Linked DNA regions of Homo sapiens: region 2 is linked to region 1. A link is an interaction called in ENCODE POLR2A ChIA-PET data of the cell type or tissue named here. Cell type or tissue: A673. All regions are shown on one strand. Each heading gives the region's core, and the rest is flanking DNA. Links, peaks and the distances in the headings are about the cores only. Region 1 overlaps CAPRIN1 (cell cycle associated protein 1). Region 2 overlaps CAT (catalase).

Region 1 (12,017 bases), core at 1,561-5,560:
CTGTTACCATGATTTGTCTCTTACTGAAATTAGGTTGCTCTGTAAAAATCTGGGCTCCCACACTGATAGCTGTGTTTTGGGGTATCATCTTGCACTCCTCCTTTACCCTAATGCTGTTTGGTCACCAGGCTGTAGACTTCCTCTAGCGTTTTCTAATGCTGTCTCTCAACTGATAATGATGATTTTTTTCGGGTCCTCATGTCTAGTTCAGTGACTCTCTTCATATTACTCCTCTCTGACTGCCTCCAGACCATCCTATTCATTGTCACAACTTAATTATTGGAAAAGTTAGCTTTAAGTTACTTGTACTTGAGGCTCTCAGTGATGCCTTGTTACCTGTAAGATACAGTCTAAAAACCTTACCAACTGGTCCTGGCCTTCCTTTTGATCTTCTTTTAGATGTCTTTCTTTACACCCCCAAGGTGCAGGAAAATAGCTGTAAGCTGAGGGTAATATGCTTTTCCTTTTAATATGTTATTCTTATATCAAGACCATTCTCTTGGCCGGGCACGGTGGTTCATGCCTGTAACCCCAGCACTTTGTGGGGCTGAGGCAGGTGGATCACATGAGGCCAAGAGTTAGAGACCAGCCTGGCCAGCATGGTGAAACCCAGTCTCTACTTCAAAAACAAACAAAAACCTGGGCATGGTGGTGCATGCCTGTAATCCCAGCTACTTGGGAGGCTGAGGTACGAGAATCACTTGAACTGGGGAGACAGAAGTTGTAGTGAGCTGAGATCGTGCCACTGCATTCCAACCTGGTTGACAGAGACTCTGTCTCAAGAAGAAAAAAACCCATTTTCCAAAGAGATTGCAAAGTTTTTTTTTTTTGAGAGTCTCACTCTTGCCCAGTAGAGATGGGGTTTCACCATTTTGGCCAGGCTCGTCTTGAATTCCTGACCTCAAGTGATCTGCCCGTTTCAGCCTCCCAAAGTGCTGGGATTACAGTCATGAGCCACTGCGCCTGGCCCATAGATGTTATAATTGTGCCAGCAACTTCATCCCTCTGTTGGAGCACCAAAATGTCCCATTGGTAAGGTAAAGAGAGTAGGCACTTACCCCAGAAAGGTACTTGGGATGAAAATACTGCTCAGGAAGTCCCAACAAAATAGTGTATATTTGCTGAATTAAAGAATGCAGTTCAGAAATGTTATAGGAGGATTAGAAGAGAAATCAATCAAAAAGATTAGTAGAGGTGATTTACAGTTGTTCCTTGTTATACCAGGGGCATTGGTTTTAGGACACTCCCACACACCGAAGTCTGCTCATACTCAAGTTGTGCCATGTATCTGCGGGACCCACATATATACAGGTGTTTCACATCTCAAGAGTACTGGAGGATAAGTGAACCTGTGCAGTTCAAGCCCATGTTGTTCAAATGTCAGCTGTATATATGAGGTGTACAAACCCATTGAGCCTTGACTAAGTCGATGGGATGTATGTTTTTAGGGGAGCCAGGTAATAGGGATGTATAGCATGGATGTAGAAGTAGAAATGAACTATTAACATATTTGTTTTATTGAACATAGAATGCAAGGTAAATATTGACATAGTAGGAAGAAGTTGGGAAGCAGTATACAGTGCTTTGTAGTTAAGTATTTTTTGGATTTTATTTGAGAAGAGCATACTACTTGCCACTGTGCCAGTGTGGTTTGTTCTTTGTATCTAGTAGGTGGGCCTTTCTAAAGGCTATCCACATGAGATTCCACGAATTTTTGGAGCATCCTGAAGTTGGTATTACACAGATTGTTGGTTTCGCTTTGGTAGTGATTTTTATCTGTGTTGTTTATAAAGGGAATAGCTGATTTTGCCTAGTTTCAACCAGTATGACTTGTCCAGTTTTAAATCCAGACAGAATAATATAAATTTGATGTAATAAAAGATAGGATTTCCTTGCAGAGCAGGGAATTACTAAGAACAATAAGCAGAGGAAATTATTAGAGCTGGGAAAAGGCTAATAGAGTGAGCTTTGGCTTCTGTAGCAGTTTAGATGAGTTGGTAAAGCTTGATCCTATGGTGTTGGCTGAGAAAATGGAATGGGAAAAACCCAAATCTTGATGATAATAATAGCTAACATTTCTTGAGTGCTATGTACCAGGTTGTGAGATAGATATATATTTGACATAGATATATAAATCCAGTTACTATAGAAGGCATAACAGTTTTAAGAAAAATACATTATTTTAGGATGTAAACACAGGTAATCTTTCTTTGAAAGCAGCTTATAAAATAAATCTGAGGCTGGGCATGGTGGCTCATGCCTGTATTCCCAGCACTTGGGATGCCAAGGCGGGTGGGTCACAAGGTCAGGAGTTCAAGACCAGCCTGGCCAATATGGTGTGAAACCCTGTCTCCGCTAAAAATACAAAAATTAGCCGGGTGTGTTGATGGGTGCCTGTAATCCCAGCTACCTGAGAGGCTGAGGCAGGAGAATTGCTTGAACCCGGGAGATGGATGTTGCAGTGAGTCGAGATCCCGCCACTGCTGTCCAGCCTGGGTTACAGAGCTAGATTCCGTCTCGAAAGAAAAAAAAATAAATAAATAAGTAAATCAACATGAAATGCTACATAGTGGTCTTATGGAACTGAAACACTGTAGAAGTGATGACATTTTTCAGAATGTTAAATTTGGCATAAATGTAATTCATTTGGGTAACTGCATTAAAGCCCGTTCTGTTTATAGTATAGATGGTTTATGTAGTGTGGGGGACCCATCATGGTGGTAGTGAGTGGAGCTTTTTTGCTCTCCTATTCCTTCTAATCCTTTTTTTTCTACCTTAGGTGGTAAATTCACTCCAGCAGCAACCTCAGGCTGCATCCCCTTCAGTACCAGAGCCCCACTCTTTGACTCCAGTGGCTCAGGCAGATCCCCTTGTGAGAAGACAGCGAGTACAAGACCTTATGGCACAAATGCAGGGTCCCTATAATTTCATACAGGTATGTTCATTTTAGTCAGACTCTGTAACAGAAAGTTTAAGTGTTTATATTATTTGACTTTATTCTATCCTAACTTAACCTGTAGGATTCAATGCTGGATTTTGAAAATCAGACACTTGATCCTGCCATTGTATCTGCACAGCCTATGAATCCAACACAAAACATGGACATGCCCCAGCTGGTTTGCCCTCCAGGTTAGTAGTGGTACATTTTTATGTGAGAGAGAAATATAAGGCCAGTACTTTCAGGTTTTAAAAAGATTGTGAAAATAAATTTTGTTTATTTTAATGACTGTTTAATTTTGACTCTTAGGTCTTTTAATTTGATAGAAAGAATGTTATTGTTCCTATGATTTGAATTAAAAATGTAGTTTATAACTGTTTATTTTTAAACTTTTCATTGGCATGTAGATATAGAAAAATATACGCAAGTTTAATGAGTTTTTATAAACTGAAAACACCTGCAGCTAGATTAAGAAATGAAACATTACCAGTACCCCAGAAACCTACGTTGTTTCCTTTCAATCACTAGTTACCCTCACCCCTAGCGATAGCAACCACTTCCGTACTTGTAACTGTAATAGACCAGTTTTGTCTGTTTTTGTAACTTTAACAAGTGAAATTTTGCTTGGCTTTTAAAATTTCAAAATTAATCTAGGAGTAAAAATAATAGAGGTGCCTTTTTTTGAATGCTTTTAGCTTTCTAGGAGAATTTCTGGATTTTATTACCTTAAAAAAATACACAGCAATGAAGTGGGTAAGGGAATATGTAAGAGGCAAAGGGAAGAGAGAAACCACAAGACAGTTTCAGACTCTTTCTGGACTTACACCATTATTTGAAGTAGTAGCACTAAATACAGTTGGTGCCTTCCATTGGGTTAAGTGGACCTTCTCTCCAGGACTATTAGTGATTGTGAGTCATCTTGGTTTTTCCCAGAACACATCAGTTTTAGTTGCACAAAAGTGGAACTAAATAAAATAACCTATTTAATGTTGCATGATGTTAAATATCATAAAATAAATTGCTGAGTAAAAGTATGTTTAATGACAGTTAATTTGGTGTAAGGTAGTTAGGATTTTTCTGAAGTAAAGGGAGCTCATATCTCTCACATTTTTTTTTTTTTTTTTTTTTTGAGACGGAGTCTCGCTCTGTCGCCCAGGCTGGAGTGCAGTGGCGCAATCTCGGCTCACTGCAAGCTCCGCCTCCCGGGTTCACGCCATTCTCCTGCCTCAGCCTCCCAAGTAGCTGGGACTACAGGCGCCCGCCACTACACCCGGCTAATTTTTTGTATTTTTAGTAGAGACGGGGTTTCACTGTTTTAGCCGGGATGGTCTCGATCTCCTGACCTCGTGATCCGCCCGCCTCGGCCTCCCAAAGTGCTGGGATTACAGGCGTGAGCCACCGCGCCCGGCTCTCACATTTCTATCAAGAGTTTTAGAAAACAGATCAAAGGTGACACCTACAAGAGAGCAATCATGGTTTTTAGTGTTCATTTTCTGAGCTCTACCAAAGGAAGAGAGTAAGTCGTTTTCTCAGCTGGGGAGTTGTGTGAAAGTCAGTATACATAGCACTGATAAAACCTGTAAGGCTATTTAGTTATTTACATAATGCTGAGTCCATTAGACTCTCCAGTGAAAATGGGTACTTTCTAAATGACTAACCAAAGATCGTCGTTTTGATTATCTGTTTAATCATTGTTGGGAAGGGAGGTGAGAGAGTGATGGGAATTGTTAAGAAGATGCATGCTGAGTTGAATATAGGCTGTTAAAAAGTATATATTATTTATTTGTTTATTTAGAGACGCAGTCTCGCTCTATCGCCAGGCTGGAGTGCAGTGGCGCATTCTTGGCTCGGCACGCTGCAACCCCTGCCTCCCGGGTTCAAGGGATTCTCCTGCCTCAGCCTCCCCAGTAGCTGAAAGTACAGGCACACACCACACTACACCCAGCTAATTTTTGTATTTTAAGTAGAGATGGGGTTTCACCATGTTGGCCAGGATGGTGTCAATCTCTTGACCTCGTGATCCACCCGCCTCGGCCTCCCAAAGTGCTGGGATTACAAGCATGAGCCACTGTGCCTGGCCGAAAAGTACATATTTTAAATTTTCTTTTTCTCTAGAAACACTTGAAATTGAAAGTTGGTTATGTTAACATATATTGAGCCGGGTATGGTAGCTCATGCCTGTAATCTCAGTGCTTTGGGAGGCTGAGGAGGGAGGATCACTTGAGCCCAGGAGTTTGAGACCAGCCTGAGCAACATAGACCTCGCCTCTACAAAAAAATTAAAAATTAGTCAAATAAAAAAGTTAGCTTGGCAGGGTGGCATGCATCTATAGTCCCAGCTACTCAAGAAGCCAAGGTGGGAGGATTTCTTGAGCCCAGAGTTTGAGACTACAGTTAGCTATGATGGCGCCACTGCACTCCAGCCTGGGCAACACAGTGAGACCCTGTTTCAGAAGAAACAAAAGGTCAAAATGGAATACTATCTGTCTGAGGTCTAGAGTATGAATAATGCCACTTTATTGTACAGCTTTAAAAGTCTTTTTTCATGGCACTGATTATTTGTTAGTGCATTCTATTAACATTTTACTTTACTTTTGGAAAAAACAAGATGAAACCAATTGTGAAAGTAAACTATTAAATAATAACCACTGCCGGTAAACCAAAATGCTCACTTGAAAGCTAAAATTTTATCTGCATTTCCCAATTTACTTTCATGATTGCTAAAAAGTTTATTTATGGTTTGGCTATAGAAATTTACCTTTAATTGCTGGGCATGGTGGTTCATTCCTATAATCCCAGCACTTTGGGAGGCTGAGGTGGGCAGATTGCTTGAGCCTAGGAGTTTGAGACCAGCCTGGGCAACATGGCGAAACCCTGTCTCTACTAAAAATACAAATATTATCCGAGTGTGGTGGCACACACCTGTAGTCACAGCTACTTGGGAGGCTGAGGTGGGAGGATCACTTGAGCCTGGGAGGCAGAGGTTGCAGTGAGCTAAGATCACATCACTGTACTCCAGCCTGGGTGACAGAGTGAGACACTCCCCCCCCCCCCCCCCCCGCAAAAAAAAAAAAAAAAAAAAAAAGCCTTTAATAGCGAAATAAAAGGTATTTAGACGCGTCTCTCTAAAAATTTAATTTTGTTTGACAAAAATGTTTTGGTCACCTTTGCAGTTCATTCTGAATCTAGACTTGCTCAGCCTAATCAAGTTCCTGTACAACCAGAAGCGACACAGGTAAGAGTGATAAAACTATTTTCTTCAGGGCCAGGTTAGGTGGCTCGTACCTATAATCCTAGTACTTTAGGAGGCTGAGATGGGAGGATCACTTGAGGTCAGGAGTTCAAGACCAGTCTGGGCAGTGTAGCGAGACACCATCTCTATTTTAAAAAAATAATTAAAAAATATTTTTTCACTTTTGTTTTAATTGGTTCCTTGGTTTCTTTCTTAGCTTATGAAAGAAAATAAGAATTTCATCAGTGTCCAAGTCTTCTGTTGGAATTCAGCAAATTTATTGTTGTGGATAGCTGTCAGCCTTTATTTTTATGTTTAGGTTCATTTTTCCTCTTGATGACTTTTTAAGTTTTTCTTAAGTCTTGCATTTTAAATAATGTATTATAATATAATAAGCCTTTTTTATTTAGAACTGAGAATTTCAGAAGACATAGTTTAGACATAATTCTAAAATTTAGTGCAGATTTCTCCATCTTAGAAGTACTTGTGGAGGGCTTTTATAACGAGACTTGGGTTTATTTAACGTCGAGCTTCAAAAATATATATATTTTTGCAATTTTTAGGTTTTATATTATACAAATTTAAAGAGAGATGGTAATATTAATTTCTCCCTTCTTTAGCAGTTGTATCTATTTCTTAGCCTTATGCGTCTTAGAGGTAACTTGTTTTTTTAACAGTCAATTTTGTAAGCAGGAAGAAGCTTTTATTTCTTTACTTATGTCTAGGTTCCTTTGGTATCATCCACAAGTGAGGGGTACACAGCATCTCAACCCTTGTACCAGCCTTCTCATGCTACAGAGCAACGACCACAGAAGGAACCAATTGATCAGATTCAGGCAAGTTCTGTTACCGGGTCACATACATTTGATGAGGCACTTACTCATGAATTGAACAGATGTACATTACCATTAATATAATGATTCTTCTTTTTGGACCTACTTTGCTTTCATGAAATATTTGAGTTTGTTAATACATATAAGTTTGAGATTAATTTACCACTTTAGTACATCTGTTCACTTTTTGTTTGGCTAAGTTTAGTTTACCGCTAAAGTGCATCTATTCACTTTGTGTTTAGGCAACAATCTCTTTAAATACAGACCAGACTACAGCATCATCATCCCTTCCTGCTGCGTCTCAGCCTCAAGTATTTCAGGCTGGGACAAGCAAACCTTTACATAGCAGTGGAATCAATGTAAATGCAGCTCCATTCCAATCCATGCAAACGGTAAGCAAATTAACTAACATTAATTGCCTAGTATGTAATATGAATCATGGTAGATTTTCTTTTCTTTTTTAAAGGTCTTCATTTAACTGTGCTTGAGTCTGCATCTTTCATTAACTGTAGGGTATATTTAATTGAACATAAACTGATTATTCCAGAGATTAACTGATACTAACGGATATTCTAGAGATAAATTTTAGCCTTATGAGTGATGTGCCTGTATCATCTTAATTTGTAGTTTTACCCTTTTGATTTGATTAACAAAAGCTTAAACATTCAGAGAAATAGACTAATATAACATCCATATAATCATTACCTAGATTTAATAGTTGCCCTGTTTGCTTAATCTTTTATTTTACTGAAGTATTTTGAAGTTTCAGATGTTATGCTTTACCTTGATTCTTGAGCAAGCACCTTTAGAGAATTTCTAGAAAATAATAATAATACTATAATCTGTGGGGTGCAGCTAAATCGGTGCTGAGAGGAAAGTTCATAAGATTAAATATTAAAATAACTTTTGATTAATATGTTAATAAAAATGAAAAAACATTCAACCCTGTTAAAGTTCATAGAACAAACTTCTGTAAGTGGTACTGCATCCAGGAGTTTGTCTTATTTATTTATTTTTTGAGACAAAGTCTTGCTCCGTCGCCCAGGCTGGAGTGTAGTGGCGTGATCTCAGCTCACTGCAATATCCGCCTCCTGGGTTCAAGCGATTCTCATGCCTCAGCCTTTGGAGTAGCTGACACTCCAGGCATAAGCCACCATGCCCAGCTAATTTTTGTATTTTTAGTAGAGACGGGGTTTCACCATGTTGGCCAGGCTGGTCTTGAACTTTTGGCTTCAGATGATCTGCCTGCCTCAGCCTCCCAAAGTGCTGGGATTACAGGTGTGAGCCACTGTGCCAGGCCAGAGTTTGTCTTTTAAAAAGATTTCTCATATATGTAAAAGCATTTCCAAGGCTGCTGATTGCATGTCTTTTTATTTTTTTTAATTCCCTACTTCCATTTCACAGCATATTATACTCCCCTTTAAGTACTATATGGTATATATGTCTTTTTCCACATTGAATCACTTGGAGGGATTTTTGTATGTGTGTGTGATGTTTTTGTGTTTGAGACCTCTGTGATGTCTTTATTTATGTCTGAGGTAAAACCACCATTGAGTTTGGCCATGTTATAAACCAGAGAATAAAAGGATGAACTAATCATTTACTTTATTTACTAACAGGTGTTCAATATGAATGCCCCAGTTCCTCCTGTTAATGAACCAGAAACTTTAAAACAGCAAAATCAGTACCAGGCCAGTTATAACCAGAGCTTTTCTAGTCAGCCTCACCAAGTAGAACAAACAGAGCTTCAGCAAGAACAGCTTCAAACAGGTACGAAATCCAGTGTCACCTCATTGGCTCCTTGCTTTCCAGCACAGTTATTGACAGTGTTAGGACAGTTTAGACTTCAGAGTGGTGGTGTCCAAGAGTTTCTGTTTTAGTAGCAGACCATATGAATTTTTCATTTCAGATCATGAGTTAAATTGAGTCTGTACTTGTATATGTGAATTATGTGCAATTTTTGGAGGCTTTATAGCCATTTTCCTTTTGTCACTGAACTTACATAATATCCCTGTTGCATTGTATAATTTATATGGAATTAAATTTGTTACTTGAATTACCATAAAGTGTACTTTTTTTTTTTTTTTTGAGATGGGGTCTCACTCTGTCACCCAGGCTGGAGCGCAGTGCCGTGATCTCGGCTTACTGCAACCTCTGCCTCCTGGACACAAGCAATCCTCCCTACCTCAGCCTCCCAAGTAGCTTGGGAATACACGCATGTGCCACCACGTCCAGCTAATTTTTTGTATTTTTGGTAAAGTTGGGGTTTCACCATGTTGCCCAGGCTTGTCTTGAACTTCTGAGCTCACGTGATCTGCCCACCTCAGCCTCCCAAAGTGCTGGAATTAAAGGCGTGAGCCATTGCACCTGGTGATAAACTATACTTTTAATTGTTAATTGATTGAAGGCTTTTAGCATGATATCTGGCATTGAGTCAGTTAGACAAAGTTAAGAAAAAACTCATGGTGGCTGCATTTCGTGGACTGGGTTGAAACATAATCTATTTTGTCAAGTAAGGTCATAATTTGGCTAGTTACCATACCTGTCACGATAGTAATGTAGGTAGGGACGCTTTTATGTATTTGAGACAGGTTCTCACTTTGTTGCCCGGGCTGGAGTGCAGTGATGCCAGCATAACTCACTGCAGCCTCAAACTCCTGGGCTCAATGATCCTCCTCCCTCAGCCTCCTGAGTAGTTGGTAGTTGGGACTACAGGTGCTTACCGCCATGGCTGGCTAATTTTTTTTTTTTTTTTGTAGAGATAGGGTCTCCAGGAGCTCACTATGATGCCAGGCTGATCTCCAACTCCTTGCCTTGAGCGAACTTATTGTCTCTGTCTCCCAGAGTGGTGGGATTATGGGCATGAACTACCTTGTCTAGCTCGATAGAGATACTTTAGATTTTTTTTTATATATATATTTTTTTAAGAAATGGGGTCTCTGTCTGTTGCCCAGGTTGGAGTGCAGTGGTGTAATCAGATACTGGAGCCTTTAACTCTGGGGCTCAAATCCTGTACTGGAGCCTTTAACTCCCCACAAGTAGCTTGGACTGCAGGCTTTTCTCAAACTCAGGGCCTCCAGCAGTCCTCCCACCTCTACCTTATAGGCATGAGCCACCATGATGTCTTCTTTAGTTCTTTAATTCCTCAGAATTTAATTGGAATCCCACAACAAACCAGCAGTCAGAGGAGTTAATACTTTCATTTTGTCAGCCCGATTTTGAAAAGTTGTAAAATTTTCTAATTATTCAATTTCTTGGTAAACTTGGATCAGCATTAGATTTTTCAGTAGTAAATTCTTACACATCCTGTAGTATTCAGTATCACTAATATGAAGCTCGAATCTTCCATACTCTGATAGAAGTTATCAGTTATACTATGCTCAGCTTCCAAATGATAAAAACTAGTGGTGTGATCACCATGGCTCACTGTAACCTCTGCTTCTGGGTTCAAGGGATCCTCCTACCTCAGTCTCCCAAGTAGCACAGGCCACCATGCCTGGCTAATTTTTTTTTTTTTTGTATTTTTAGTAGAGAGAGGGTTTCACCATATTGTCCAGGCTGGTCTCGAACACCAGTCACATACGCAGCAAGTTCTCTTTAATCTCAGGGCCTTCATACTTACTTTCCTTCTTGCCGAAAACTTTCTCCCACTGATAAGTACATGGATTGCTTTTTCTATTTTTTTAAAAAAAGTTCATTTGTTTATTTTTAATTGAGAAGTAGAAACTATATATATGTGTATTTATGGTATACAGCATGATGTGTTGAAATGTGTGTCCGTTGTGGGCGGGCTTCATGGCTGGCACCTATAATCCCAGCTACATTTGAGGCTGAGGTGGCAGGATTGCTTGAGGCCAGGCGTTCATGATGAAATAATATGTATACATTGTGGGCCGTTGTCCAGTGCAGTGATGCAGTCTCGGCTCACTGCAACCTCCGCCTCTTAGGTTCAATCGCTTGGGTTCAAGCGATTCTCCTGCCTCGGCCTCCTGCCTCAGGCCTCAGGTGATCCACCCGCCTCGGCCTTCCAAAGTGCTGGGATTACAGGCGTGAGCCACCATTCCCGGCCTGATATTTGTTGAAGAAATCATTTCAGTATGTCCCATCATTTTAGAAATTTTATTTTGAATTAGTGTCTAATCAGGAACAACATGACAGAATCTTTGGCTTTTTAAAATGGCCTACAAGTTTATACTTTACCAAAATTTAAGTAGGAATTTGGGTATTTTAAAATAAAATGAAGGCTGGGTGTGGTGGCTCACGCCTGTAATCCCAGCTCTTTGGGAGGCCCACTTGAGACCAGGAGTTTGAGACCAGCCTGGGCAACACAGAGCCCCACCTCTATAAAATAAATACAGAAATTAGCAGGGTGAGGTGGTGAATGCCTGTAGTTGTAGCTACTCAGGAGGCTAAGGCCGGAGGATCACTTGAGCCCAGGAGTTCAAGGTTGCAGTGAGCCAAGATTATTTGACTGAACTCCAACCTCAGCAGTACTGGGTGAGAGAGCTAGACCTTGTCTTAAAAGTGAAAATTAAATAAAATAAAGATCACACTTAAGTTATTATGCTGTGAGTTTCTTCCTTTCTTTCCTTTCCTTTTTCCTTTCATTTTTTGAGACAGAGTCTTGCTCTTGTCTCCCAGGCTGGAGTGCAGTGGTACGATCTCGGCTCACTACAACTTCTTCCTTCCAGGCTTAAGCCATCCTCTCACCTCAGCCTCCCAAGTAGCTGGGACCACAGGCATGCACCACCATGCCTGGCTAATTTTTTGTATTTTGTTGTTGTTGTTGTTGTTGAGATGGGGTCTCACTGTGTTGCCCAGCTGGTCTCAAACTCCTGAGCTCAAGTAATCTGCTCAGCTTGGCCTCCCAAAGTGCTGGGATTACCAGTGTGAGCCACTACACCCAGCCTGGCTATGAATTTCTTACAGTGAGATTTGATCAAGATTAAAAGCTGTTATTGATAAAATGATTCTAAAATTCAGTTCTTTTGGCTACTTTGTACATGGATACACAT
Region 2 (7,256 bases), core at 1,292-5,291, 360 kb after region 1:
ACAGGTGAATTGGGAGTTTTGTAAACTTTAATAAGTGAGCATTGAGTCAGATGTGTTCATGAGTATGACCTCGATCCACTTAAAAATTCTTATTTCTTTTTCTCTCTTGGCAGGAGGGAGGTGGTTGTGCAGGTATTCCCAGCCACTTTGAAGGGAACTTAAATGGGAACTTTATTGCTCACTGCTTAGAATGCCATGGGCTCTTCTTTTGAGATACTTACCTTTAACCCATTTCCTTTTTTTTTTTTTAAGTGCAGCTTGCTGCCAGTGCTCTTTTCTTGGGGGTAAATGGGAAATGTTAATAAGTAGCCTCTGATCCCTTTAAAATGGGAGAATTTGAACATTTCAAACCTTACCTTTTTATACAGTTCTCTTATTACCTGGGAGAGAGGTTAAGTCTTAGACTATCCATTTCTGTCAGTGAGTTGCCTATGCATTATAGCCTGTGAGGGTCTATATTTTTTTAGGGTAATCCTGGTAATAACTGCATTGATGTTACACTGCTAACATTTGGGATGGAGAAGGGGTGACTGAGTGACTTAACCCTTGGTCCACATGTGCTTTCATTTCTCCTGAAATATACCTAGGTATGGAATCGCTAAGTCATTATGTGCAGTGGGAGAGACTATGGGAGATGGGACAGAAATTTTTAAGGTTTCATTTCTTTTTTTTAGCTTTTGCATGGTGGGTAGGTCTATGCAAACCTACCCCCAAAGTCTGAGGAAGCTGAGAGGCCAAAGAAAGAGGCTGACAAATCAAGTTTCTCAGAAAGAAATGTTTAGTAGGGACTTAGGACCAGAAACCATGTCTGTGTCTTGCGTGTTGGCGAGACAAGATGGTGGATCCCATACCATTACCCCTCAGACCCAGGGCTTAATACCATAGGGAAGGGCGATTCAGAAGGGAGGTATGGCATGACTGAAGTATGATAATGTCAAGGTTGTTTGACCTCAGGGCAGGATTTATAGTAAATAGGGGCTCTTTCACAAGGAATAATAGATAAACTGGAAATCTTAAAACTGGAGTTAATCAGAAGTCAGCATGGTGGATCAGTATCTAAGACGGAATTGCTTTAGCTTCCACAGCAGTCAATATCTAGACCACCCTTATTATTTTCCCACAGACCAAGAAATTTGAAGGTCAGGACAGTCTTTGGTTTCCTGTACGTGGGTGTATACGTTGTAGGCACTTGAATCTTTGTTGAATAAATGGAGAATGTTAGGCAGTTATTTGCTAGAAAACGCTAGGCACATTCTTTATCACAGAATGAAAAGACGTCATTATGACTCCTCTGGGACTGATGGGCAATTTGCATTAACCAATCTTTTAATTAAAAGTGGAAGAATATGTTTAGGTTCTTGAAACTTCTGTGAGTGAAGGGAACTACTAAGTGGAAAGTGTAATATGTTGATAAAATATTTCACCAGATGAAGCCAACCTTACTCCTCCCAGGAAAACTTCTTCATTTATGTATTAGCTCTGGCCAAAAGAAGCCTATAAAGGCAGCAAAGTCAAAATAGAATTTTACTTTAAGTCCCTACTTCTAATAATTGTGCTAGTTTTTAGCCAAGCTAATTTCTGTGGCAGTTTTCATAACAAGTGTGTCTAAAGGTGTTTGATCAGAATTTATAAATTAAAATATTTCTCTCATTTTTTGGAGGGGCGATGCAGGGAGAGGGATAGACTGTTGCTGCTTCCTCCTGCTTGTTAGAAAGGCTCTTGGCCATATCATATTGGTCCGTGGTTTAGTTTATTTGCATGCTGAATCCACACACATTTGTTTTATGTTTGTTAGTATATTGAGCAGTGTATTAGGGATCAGGTATATAGATGTAAAAGGAGTACACAGTCTAGAGAGGAAAAATAGTGACAGGCTGGGCGCGGTGGCTCACGCCTATAATCCCAGCACTTTGGGAGGCCAAGATGGGCGGATTTCTTGAGGTCAGGAGTTTGAGATCATCAGCCTGGCCAACATGATGGAACCCTGTCTTTACTAAAAATACAAAAATTAGCTGGGTGTGGTGGTGGTCGCCTGTAATCCCAACTACTTGGGAGGCTGAGACGGGAGAATTGCTTGAACCCGGGAGGAGGTGGAGGTTACAGTGAGCTGAGACCATGCCACTGCACTCCAGCCTGGGCAATAGAGCGAGACTCCATCTCAAAAAAAAAAAAAAAAAAAAAAAAAAAGAAAAACAGTGACATAAACAGGCAATTACAATATTTTGTTATATGGGGCACAAGAAGATGCCCTTGGCCCTGCTTCATGAGTGGTGTGGGGCAGGGTAGAGAGAGCAGTTCAGGAGAGGTACGTATGGATGTCATGGGAGCTAGCAGCCAGGAAGATGTAAACATGTTAACAAGGACCTCTCCAGAGAGAGGTCTTAAAATTATCCAGCCATAGAGAAGCTTTTCTCTCTTTAAAAATATTCTGGCTCTAAAGTTATTCATTGAGTTAAAAACAATAATTGCAAGTTGGAGGAAATCTCTTTGCCTGTCCTTACGTGTTACATGTAACAAGTAAACCTGTGCCACAACACTGACATCTCTGCAAAGTTACTTAAGTTTTCTGAGTTTGTAGTATCGCCCATTAAATGGGATTAATAATATTGATCTCTGGATTATTGACAGGCTTAAGTGAGATAACTTGCGTGGTCCGTTTTCTAGCCCCACCCTCTCATTTCATCTAGTAAATCTTCATTGCATTAATTATTTTCATCTTAAATACACCGCATCCTGCTCCTCACCTTCTAATATTAATACTCTATCTTTCAGTTTAGATCAGTTCCTCTTATCCAATGTTGCGCTAAACATCCCCTGAAGTTGGGGGATCTTTTCCTTTCTAGTTTTTGCTCCCTGGCTTCCCTTTTCTGTTGCTGACTGTTGAAGCTTTCCTGCCCCACTGGCTTTGAAGGTAAATTGTATATACATGAGCTTGTGGGGAAAGCTGTTATATAAATGAGGACAATTGATCTAACTGTTAGAGTGGGGAAATGGAAGAGATTCTGAAGCCTCCATTTGTAACTTAAAAACTCAGGTTTCATTTCTTAACAGGATTGATGTTAAGGAGGGGATTCCTTCATTGGGCAGGAGGGAGGACTGCCATAATTCCAGCATTCCCACTCTTAATAGTCAGTGTCATCAGGAAAGACCACCTCAAGCTTTAGTACTTTATTCATTTATCCAACTCTGCACCTGCTGCCTTTGGGTGTGGTATTTATTCTTGACCATATCACCCTGACCCGGTAACCAGAAGGGAACATGTGATGTGCTCTCATCTCTGCCTTAGGGGCAGCTCCCTCCCCACGTTAAGAATGCTGGCATGTAAATAACACTCTCATCTGTTTAGCGTTCCTTTTACTGAGCTTCTTGGTATCTTTTCTCATACTTGTACCTTTTATGGGATGTCCCCCCCTTTTTTTTTTTGAGACGGAGTTTCGCTGCTGTTGCCCAGGCTGGAGTGCAATGGCACGATCTCAGCTCACCGCAACCTCCGCCTGCTGGGTTCAAGCGATTCTCCTGCCTCAGCCTCCCGAGTAGCTGGGACTACAGTCACCCCTCCACTGCACCTGGTACTAATTTTGTATTTTTAGTAGAGACAGGGTTTCTCCATGTTGGTCAGGCTGGTCTCGAACTCCTGATCTCAGGTGATCCACCTGCTGCAGCCTCCCGAAGTGTTGGGATTACAGGTGTGAGCCACCGCGCCCAGCCTGGATGTCCCTTTATTTTTTAAAGGCTTCCTTAAATACCTTGTTTGTAAGTTGAAAAGAGCATTTAAAGAGTGAACAGATTTGGTTTGCTCTGGCTCTCTAATTATTTTAACTTTGTTATCACCCAATAGTTCTAGGTTAGTGGTTTTCAATCCTAGCTTGAACAGGAGTCATTTAAAAATAGCCCAGGCCTCACCCAGGGCACTTCTATCAGACATCTCTAGGGGGGATGGCCCAGGCATCAGGAGGCTTTAAAAAGCTCCTCAGGTGATTTTAGTGCATTGCCAAGGTTGAAAACCAAGGCTTTAGGTTTAAACTAAAGGTGAAATTGCTCTTTTTCTGGTTCATTTTCTACTTTAGAAAGTAGAAATTTTTTTTCTGGTTCATTTTCTACTTTAAATTAAAAATAAACCTACAGAGGGTAACACGTATTAGCACGTCACAGAGGGTCACACGTATTAGCAACATATGTATCTTCAAAAGAGTGATGTGACTGGGTGGTAAGTGTTGATTGGACCCTTAAACTGTGACAGTTTAGAAGGGGCTTTGCTAGATGGGTTTAGGGACAGAGATGGTAGAGTGAGAGAGTGTGGATGGAGGAGTATGCATCTGTCATGATTACTAGAAAAATAAAACTTCAAATGCTTTGCTCCTTCTGCTGCGAGGTCATGTTCTCACAGCCAGTGAAGTGACAGCATATATGTGTTGAATGTGTGGCTTGCATTTTACATTTAACTCTTTTAATTCATGTGTTAACCTTAGGAGGTACTTATTATTCTATTTTGCAGATGAAAATGGAGACTCATAAATAAGTAACTTACCAGCAGCTACATAGCTGGTAATTGGTAGAACTGGAAGTTGGACCCAGGCTCTAGTGCTGGCACTCATAGTTTCTCCCTGCTGCCATGTTGGCCTCTTCCTACTTGGATGAAGATATAACTCTAGTGGCAAGGGCATTTACTAGTGTGTGAGAGGGTCTTGTTTATTAGTTTTGCAAATTGCACGGTCTCCTTTATTCAATATCTTTTTTCAAACAGCTCACAGATCTTTTGTGGTTTTGTAAGTGCCTACTCCCCACCGTATTGCCTTCTAGAGAAGAGGCAGGAATTTATTTTAATGTACAGGACAGACATGCATGGGGAGTAAAACTACAGACTCCACTCTAGGTGTGTGGAAATACTAAAAATAGTGCTTTTCTCTGTGTGTGAAGTTGGTCTGTTGAGTTTTGTCATAGACAGCGTTGAGTTCCTCTCCCAGGTGGAGGTGGCGTAGCTTTGCGTCACTTACGTGTCTCTCCTGATTTCCAGTGACCCGGGGAAGACACTGCAGAGGCAGTTGTCTGTGGTCAAAAGTATTCTCTGACCATGGAACTAGATGAAGCTATGAGCTTCCAGGATCATGTGGGGCTAGAAGAATGCCGCTCTAACCCTAGAGGAGGGACAGCTGAGTGTCTTCTGATGTAACTGAAATTGGAGAATCAGGTGGATTAAAATTAATTATTTATTACAGTAAAATAACCTATCCCATTTCAGAGACATTTGCTATCTTTAAAACATTAATACTATAATCCACCTTACCAGTAACAGTTTACTTTTAGTGACAGTGAAAGCCATTGACTTTTTTTTTTTAATTGAAAAGAGATGTTGCAAATAGCTGGTGTACATTTCTTGAGATGCACTAAACAAGGTAGCGCACTTGAAGATCGTGGCAGTAATAAAGCGTTTGTAAGTTCTGAGTAAAGTATTGACCAGCACAGCTTCCCTGGAGACCGTCTTCTCATTGCTGGATTGGACATTTCACTGTTAAGCTTGTAGGACGCTTTTGGGCACCTCTCTGACTGGGAGCTTTGCAGAACCCAGTGGCTTTCTCTGGAGCAGGTGCTGAGCACATTTTCAGGCTCCAAAATCATCTTTCTGCTCTTCAGAGCAAGTTTCTTAGCAGATTAGTGTTGAGATTTGTCAAGGGTTTCTGGGGCATCACTAAAAGTTTCAGGCAATGGCCCATCCTGTCAGATTTTAGTACTTTGGACACAGGAAATTAAAAAAGAGGGCAGATGGTATAAACATTGCAAAGCTATGTACCCGTGACAGTGTAAATGAAAGGTTTGATTGTGCTAACTCTCCTGCACTTTCTTTCTGTGTTCCTGTAGAAAGCTGATGTCCTGACCACTGGAGCTGGTAACCCAGTAGGAGACAAACTTAATGTTATTACAGTAGGGCCCCGTGGGCCCCTTCTTGTTCAGGATGTGGTTTTCACTGATGAAATGGCTCATTTTGACCGAGAGAGAATTCCTGAGAGAGTTGTGCATGCTAAAGGAGCAGGTAAGTGCTGTGTTTATTTGCTGTAAAAAGATTGTTTCACAGCACCTGGGTCAAGTGTTATTTCCCAAAGGATTGGAAGACCTTTAACACAAGTGTCAAATCTCCATTTGTGGGAGAAAGGAAAAACATCCAGCAGTAGGGAAATTAGTAAATAAATGATGGTTATTTCCTCAGGTTAAACATTATATATAAAATAGTTTCTTTTAAAAATAGCAGTCTTCCATTTCTCCCATCATTGAAGGAATAAAAATACAATAAGTCCTCACTTAACATCAATAGGTTCTTGGAAACTTTGACTTTAAACGACATGTAATGAAACCAATTTTATGATAGGCTAATTGACGTAAGCAAGAGTTAAGTTCCTATGGCATATTTCTGATTGATAAAACATCATCAAACTTCTAAATAGAGACTCAAAATACCTCTTATATTAAACATTGAAATAAATGTGAGCCATACATACCTTTAAGAAAGATTAGTAAAATAAGATAGTTATTTACTAGCTTATTCCAGTTCAAGGTGGTGGGAGGCCAGAGCCTGTCCTGGCAGGTTGGGGTACAAGGCAAGAGCCAGCCCTGGACAGGATGCTGTCCATTGCAGGGTGGACTCACACTGGGACCATTCAGACATGCCAGTTCACCTAACACGCACATCTTTGGGATGTGGGGGGAAGCTGGAGTACCAGGAGAAAACCTATCTAGACATGGGGAGAACATGCAGACTCCACACAGATGGTGGCCTCAGCTAGGAATAGATTTTTTTCTCATCAACGTTATAATGAAACAACGTTGAACAAAACAATGTTGTTTGAGGACCTGCTGTACAGAAATACAGACATAGACACATGCACTGCAATTGCAACTAAGTTTAAATGATGTACTTACTGGGTAATTACTGGAATGAGCTGCAAAATTTGGGGTAGTTATGTTAGGGTGGTGGGTTTGTGATGATTTTTCCTTTCCTTTTTTCCAACAATTTCTGTAAAACTTTCTTTATCGCTGTTATATCAGACACAAAAGATGGGGGTGGTATTTGAAAGAAAGTGAAAAACTCAGTTGGAAAAAGAGCTCCACAGAAAGGAAGTTTTTCTCTTAGCTTGCTGACTTGGACTTCCAGTTAGGACTTCTGCATTTCTTCATCTCTTCTTCCTGGATAAGGTTTCTCCCCATCTTCTCCAGTGGTTTGTGTGTATTTTTCCATCTTGACTTGTTTAGTTTATTGCTTGCTT

The links. Peaks named below come from ENCODE experiments on the same cell type or tissue, not always from the same donor. Only the 100,000 strongest peaks of a DNase experiment are listed, where the experiment ranks them.
Region 2: POLR2A ChIA-PET joins it to region 1 with 9 read pairs; 2 of 35 experiments call an interaction of 5 or more read pairs at or near these places.

What each region holds. Positions count from the first base shown.
Region 1 is chr11:34,083,285-34,095,301 of GRCh38, forward strand. It overlaps CAPRIN1 (cell cycle associated protein 1), which reads left to right. Exons shown (of 19, transcript NM_005898.5): 10 at 2,780-2,935; 11 at 3,021-3,129; 12 at 6,111-6,172; 13 at 6,895-7,005; 14 at 7,245-7,394; 15 at 8,622-8,772. Among named protein-coding and RNA genes, the nearest start is that of NAT10, 16 kb to the right of the region's middle. In A673, for the core only: no CTCF peak of the experiment used is centred there; a DNase peak (open chromatin) is centred at 3,814; H3K27ac peaks cover 541 bases.
Region 2 is chr11:34,443,336-34,450,591 of GRCh38, forward strand. CAT (catalase) reads left to right here. Exons shown (of 13, transcript NM_001752.4): 2 at 5,857-6,028. Among named protein-coding and RNA genes, the nearest start is that of CAT, 8.0 kb to the left of the region's middle. In A673, for the core only: no CTCF peak of the experiment used is centred there; no DNase peak of the experiment used is centred there.